Regions from separate parts of the Homo sapiens genome. Here region 2 is linked to region 1. A link is an interaction called in ENCODE POLR2A ChIA-PET data of the cell type or tissue named here. Cell type or tissue: Panc1. All regions are shown on one strand. Links, peaks and the distances in the headings refer to the core of each region. The heading gives the core; the rest is flanking DNA.

Evidence for each region. Peaks named below come from ENCODE experiments on the same cell type or tissue, not always from the same donor. Only the 100,000 strongest peaks of a DNase experiment are listed, where the experiment ranks them.
Region 2: POLR2A ChIA-PET joins it to region 1 with 11 read pairs; 2 of 35 experiments call an interaction of 5 or more read pairs at or near these places.

The regions. Positions count from the first base shown.
Region 1 is chr4:56,349,873-56,352,795 of GRCh38, reverse strand. It overlaps AASDH (aminoadipate-semialdehyde dehydrogenase), which reads left to right. Exons shown (of 15, transcript NM_181806.4): 10 at 1,339-1,454; 11 at 2,738-2,923. Among named protein-coding and RNA genes, the nearest start is that of AASDH, 36 kb to the left of the region's middle. In Panc1, for the core only: no CTCF peak of the experiment used is centred there; no DNase peak of the experiment used is centred there.
Region 2 is chr4:56,408,695-56,411,617 of GRCh38, reverse strand. All of the region lies in intron 1 of PPAT (phosphoribosyl pyrophosphate amidotransferase), which reads left to right. It also overlaps a transcript of PAICS not described here. Among named protein-coding and RNA genes, the nearest start is that of AASDH, 23 kb to the right of the region's middle. In Panc1, for the core only: no CTCF peak of the experiment used is centred there; a DNase peak (open chromatin) is centred at 1,163; H3K4me3 peaks cover 558 bases; H3K27ac peaks cover 356 bases.

The sequences.
Region 1 (2,923 bases), core at 274-2,773:
AGGCCTGAGAATCAGGGGAGCTGATGATATAAATCCCTGTTTGAGGACAGGAGGAGATGAGATGTCCTAGCTTAAGCAGTGATGCAAGAAAAAGGGTGCAGGCCAGGGGCGGCAACTCGCGCCTATAATCCCAGCACTTTGGGATGCCAAGGCAGGTGGATCACTTGAGGTTGGGAGTTTGAGACTGGCCTGGCCAAAATGGTGAAACCCTGTCTTTACTAAAAATACAAAAAAATTAGCTGATTGCAGTGGTGCACGCCTGTAGTCCCAGCTACTTGGAAGGCTGAGGTGGGAGGATCGCTTGAACCCAGGAGGCAGAGGTTGCAGTAAGCCGAGGTTGCGCCACTGCACTCCAGCCTAGGCAACAGAGTGAGACTCCATCTCAAAAAAGAGAAAGAAAAAGCATGCAAATTCTTCCTTTCTCTGCCTTTTTTCTATTTTGGCCCTCAACAGTTTGGATGATGCCCAATCTACTTTACTGAGTCCTTAATTAGTTTCATCTACTAATCTCATCCAGAAGCACCCTCACAGACCCAGTCAGAAAAATGGTTAATCTGGGCACCCTGTGGCCCACCCACATTGACACATACAATTAACCTATCACAGTGATAGAATTGATATTCTGTCTAGGACTGTTTTTTATTTTAATTTTATTTTTATTATTGTTTGTTTTGTCTGTCTAGGACTGTTTGACTTCAAAATATATAATCTTAATCACCATATTATATTGCCTTCCCAATTTCATTTTTATTTAATATATACTTCAACATGCAGTAATTGCTCAGGTAATGGAACTATTTCCTTAACTCTTGAAATTGAGATAAATTGGATAAATATTAGCTCCTTTTTTCCTTTTTCTTTCTTTTTTTTTTTTTTTTGGAGATAGGGTCTCACTTCTTCACCCAAGCTGGAATGCAGTGGTGCAGTCAGGGCTCACTACTGCAGCCTCAACTTCCTGGGTTCAAGTGATCCTCCCATCTAAGCCTCCCGAGTAGCTAGAACTACAGGCCAATTTTTTAATTTTTCTGTAGAGACAGGGTCTTGCTGTGTTGCCCAGGCTGGTCTTGAACACCTAGCCTCAAGCGATCCTCCCACCTCAGCCTCCCAAAGTGTTGGGGTTACAGGACTGAGCCACTATGCCTGACCTGTTTCTCATCTATTTCTCTGTATATTCTTGGTAGTATCAGACAACTTTTTAGAATTGATTGTTGACAACAAACTCTTTATATGATTTCTGTGTTGTACAAAGAAAAATGTATATGGCTAATGAATATATAAAGGCTTTGAGTGAAATTTTAAAATGTTTTAAAACATTTGTTATTTCTCTTTTATATTAAGGCAAAATTGATGTTTCTGAGTTAAACAAGATATATTTAAACTACATAAACTTGAAGTCTGAGAATAAGCTCAGTGGGAAAGAGGACCTTTGGGAAAAATTACAGTATTTGTGGAAGGTACAATTTTTAAGTTATAAAATTATTATTATAAAGAGGTCGTTTTATATCTTTAGGGACTGCTATTATCCTAACAAGTTGGATAAAATTTTCTGAGAATGTTATTGCTACCCAGATGTTAGGTAGTATATCTTCATTTATCCAATTTGTATTAAAATGAAGGTTAGATTCTCTACTATAAGACTAGATTAAGTTTCCGACAAAGAAATTTATTGAAAGTGAAGTAGTCATAAAAGGCACAAGTAGACAAAGCCTGTTTTGACATAACTTTTCTCTAAGAGGATCGGTGGAATGTAGTAACACTCTTGTCAGAGCTGAGAAAATAGCCAAATCTTGCTATAGCACAGTGCGTTGTCTGTTATACTTAGGGCTTACATCATTATTCTAAAAGAACTTTCAGTAACAATATTTATTTCTACTTGAGAGAGTTTGTTTAAAAATATATCTCAGTAAGTTAATAATTTTTCTTAAATAAAATGTAGATTTTTCTTTTTTAAAGGGTTCTGAAAAGAGGATGTAATTGTGTAGCCTTGTCTAAAAATAGAGGGTATCTAAGATAAAAGTCTCTTCTACTTCATTTTTAGATTCTTGGAAAGTAATTTTGCTTTATATGAAGCAGCCAAAGACAAATTATTCCCATATTATAGAAATATTGGCTATTGGTATCTTGTGGGCTTTATAATTAATAAATCAGATGTTTTTGTCCCAATTTTATGGGTAAGAAAACTGCTCTAAAGGGAAGTATATTTTGTACTTTTAGAGTGAATTTGTGACAAAATTGGTAGTACAGTGATCTCCTTTAACATAAATAAAATAATTTAAAACTTTATTTTTATTATTAAAAGTATTTATTTTATATTTCTAATTGTTATTATTATTATTATTTTTGAGATGGAGATTCACTCTGTTGCCCAGGCGGGAGTGCAGTGGCGCAATCTTGGCTCACTGCAACCTCCACCCCCTGGGTTCAAGCGATTCTCTTGCCTCAGCCTCCGAGTAGCTGAGATTACAGGTGGCTACCACCGCACCCAGCTAATTTTCGTGGTTTTAGTGGAGGTGGGGTTTCACTGTGTTGGCCAGGATGGTCTCGAACTCCTGACCTCATGTGATCTGCCCGCCTTGGCCTCCCAGAGTACTGGGATTACAGGCGTGAGCCACTGTACCCGACCTATATTTCTAATTATTAATGTAGGTACTCTCATCTCTATATATTACCTGTAAATGTTGAAGTCTTTTGCTTTTAGACCTTTACGTCACATATTTCTCTATTCTCTCATCTGTAGTCTACTCTGAATCTCCCAGAAGATCTTTTGAGGGTTCCTGATGAGTCACTCTTCTTAAATAGTGGTGGAGATTCCTTAAAGTCCATCCGGCTCCTCAGTGAGATTGAAAAACTTGTTGGTACATCAGTACCTGGGCTTCTGGAAATTATTCTCAGCAGTTCCATTTTAGAGATTTATAATCACATC
Region 2 (2,923 bases), core at 135-2,634, 59 kb before region 1:
AGACATCTCATTACTGTCATTGATTTCCCTCCCTTTGCCTACTAATGCTTCCACAGACAATGAGTAGATTCTATGTAAATAGTGTTGGGTTTAACAACACAGCACGTCAAGAAACCCCTGTAAATCACTTAGTCTCAGATCATTTCATGTACTAAATCTTCATTATACTTCATTGTTAAAATGGAGCTGTTCTTCTTCATTGTTAAAATGGAGCTGTTCTTGTAAACAAGTAATGAAATAGTGTAGAACAGTTATTTTAAATGTGCTTTTATTTATAAATTTAGGAAAACGCAAATTAAATAAAGGAGAAAGTTCTTGTTTGGAGCTGTGGAAAAACATCAGTTGAGCAATGTTTTTGATATTTTTCCCCTTATTTACCACTCTTATAAAATTAAAACTTAAACTATTTTTAGAACTCAATCCATATTTCAAAAACATATCACATGCAGTTGGCACTAGCAGTCAGTGCCATTGTAATGTGCTTTTTCTGTATTTTACAGATTTTTTTAAAGTGGTAATATTTAACCTCTTTTTAAAAAAATTCTTAACCTTGTGCAAAATAGCATAATAAATTGGTTATTTTTCCACAGTCTTGATATTTCAGTCTATATTTATCATATGGCCACAGAAGTCCTGAACTTTTACAGTTCATAAAACTGTAAAACAAAAGAAAAACAAGAGTACTTTTCTTTTTTTTTTTTTTTTTTTTTTTTTTTTTACCTTCAGTGGTCTCTGGGGCTGTACTTGGGCTGAGCGTTTCCAGGTACCTGCCATTTGCATCTTCCTCTGTAAATTGTGTGGCAGGTTCATACTGCAGGATTACATCCAAATCATGGAAGAACTTCATAGTTTTAGAGCTGTCTCCAGAGTTATGGGCATATTTAACTGTTCTATATTCATATTTGAGATTTTTGTACTTAGCCCAGCACTGTTTCCAGTCTCTGTATACTCCTAATGATTGCAGCCTTTTAGCAATGTAAATAAATATTCCTTTATTTCTTAGTGTTCCATAAAGTTGTTTTCGTATATTTTTTTCTGCCCAGACACTTAGCAAAGCTTTAACCTCCTCCTCAGTCCAGTGCTTTCCTGCTCCACTCTCCATGTTGAAAGTGACCTGGAAATGATTCACTATTTCCAGCCAAGGTTTTGTTTCCTAGGAAACCACATGGCTGGTTGTCAATAAGCTCCGAAGAGCTGAAAGGATGTAGTTTAACTGGTTCAAGCTGCCTGAGGGAGTAACTTGAGAAACTGCCAAATAAGCAGGCTTTGTGATTAAAGAAGCCTGGATCTAAATGATTCTTAACTATATCATTTCAGCCTGAAGGAAAAACTTCCCTTGAGACAAAAGGGAAAGAAAACCGTTTTTTGTGTATTTCTTTTCTTACATAATTTACTGTTTTACCAAATGATTGTTGATTTTTAAAAATTGTTTTGAAAATGGTTGGCAGAGGCTTTTTCCAAGAGGTCTATAGCCAATGTTAATAATATATTTCCTCTGACATGAATCACCTAGTCCTCTAACATTGGTTAACTTACAGACCCCACAGCATTTCACTAAATAAAAGAAATCATAAGTCAATTTATTTAGTCCCATATGGTATATAGTATTATGCATATCTATTTTCAGTATTTAATGCATTTAATAAAATCATTTCTTGAGGCTGCTGTGAGCTGTGATCATGCCAAGTTTTTTTAGAGTTTTACTTGGCAACATATTTAATGTTGTCATTTTTCTCGTTAATAAAACACTGCAACAATTGCAATATATAATTTTGAAAAAGGTTCCTTTTTACCAAATAAATCAATGTATTAACAGCTACTAAAGTCTACAGGCACATATGGAAGAGGTTTACTTTTTGTTTCTATCCTGATATATATTCTTTGGAACAAAAATTGGTCAATAAACATCTACTATTTATAGCACTTGTTCAGAACTATTAAAAATGGCAAAGCAGTTGGAACCTTTATGAGAGTTTATACTGCACAGTGGTATGGATGCTCTTAGTCTTTACTATGTCTTGCCCTACCTTCAGTCTAGATTTTGGCTTTTTTCTCTGTATCACCACTTAATCAACACTAATGCAGGAAATGAGACACAGACATGGGAAAGGGTGCCTGGTCAGCAGAGGGTTTTCAGAAACAAAATTTTTTTTTCTAATAGCAAAAGTGCTATTTATTGGAGAACATTTGGAAAATGCAGAAAGGCATAAAAAATGGTTACCAACTATGCATTTTGCCTCTATTATATTTGGAGATTTTAATTTACATCTACATACTCATCCTGTTGAAACCCTATTTAGGGGTTATAAAGAGTAGAGGTTAGAAGCATAAATTCTGCAGTTGGATTGTCTGCATTGGAATCCTGGCTACCACCTGCTGTCTGTGTGACAATGGGAAAGTAACTTCCTTTCTATTGCTTTAGTGTGTTTATCTGTAAAATGGGCATGGTAATCATAGTACCTACTTCATAGGATTGTTGTGAAAACCAAATTATATCACGCATGCTATCGACCTAAATAATTAAAAGGATCAGAATCTAATTTAGAGAGAGTTTATTCAAGCACCAAGTTTGAGGATGTCTCACCCAGAAACACCAACTCCAAGGAATGGAGTCAGCATTGCAAAGTAGGAAAGTTAAGGTTTCATTTCTATAGGCAGACAGAGGAGTTTTTAGCAGAATCACAACATTTTTTATACAAGGTTAGCGCGCCCAGTTACAGCAGTTTGATTGTTATAGGTGGTGGTTCTTCTGGGGAAGGGTACATTTAACATTTTTTTACAGAGGATGTTAATGGGTTTTCTTTCATTTGGTCTAGCAAAGCAGGACAACAAAACAAAAGCTAACTTTTTTTTTTTTTTTTTTTGAAACGGAATCTCGCTCTGTCGCCCAGGCCGGAGTGCAGTGGCGCGATCTCAGCTCACT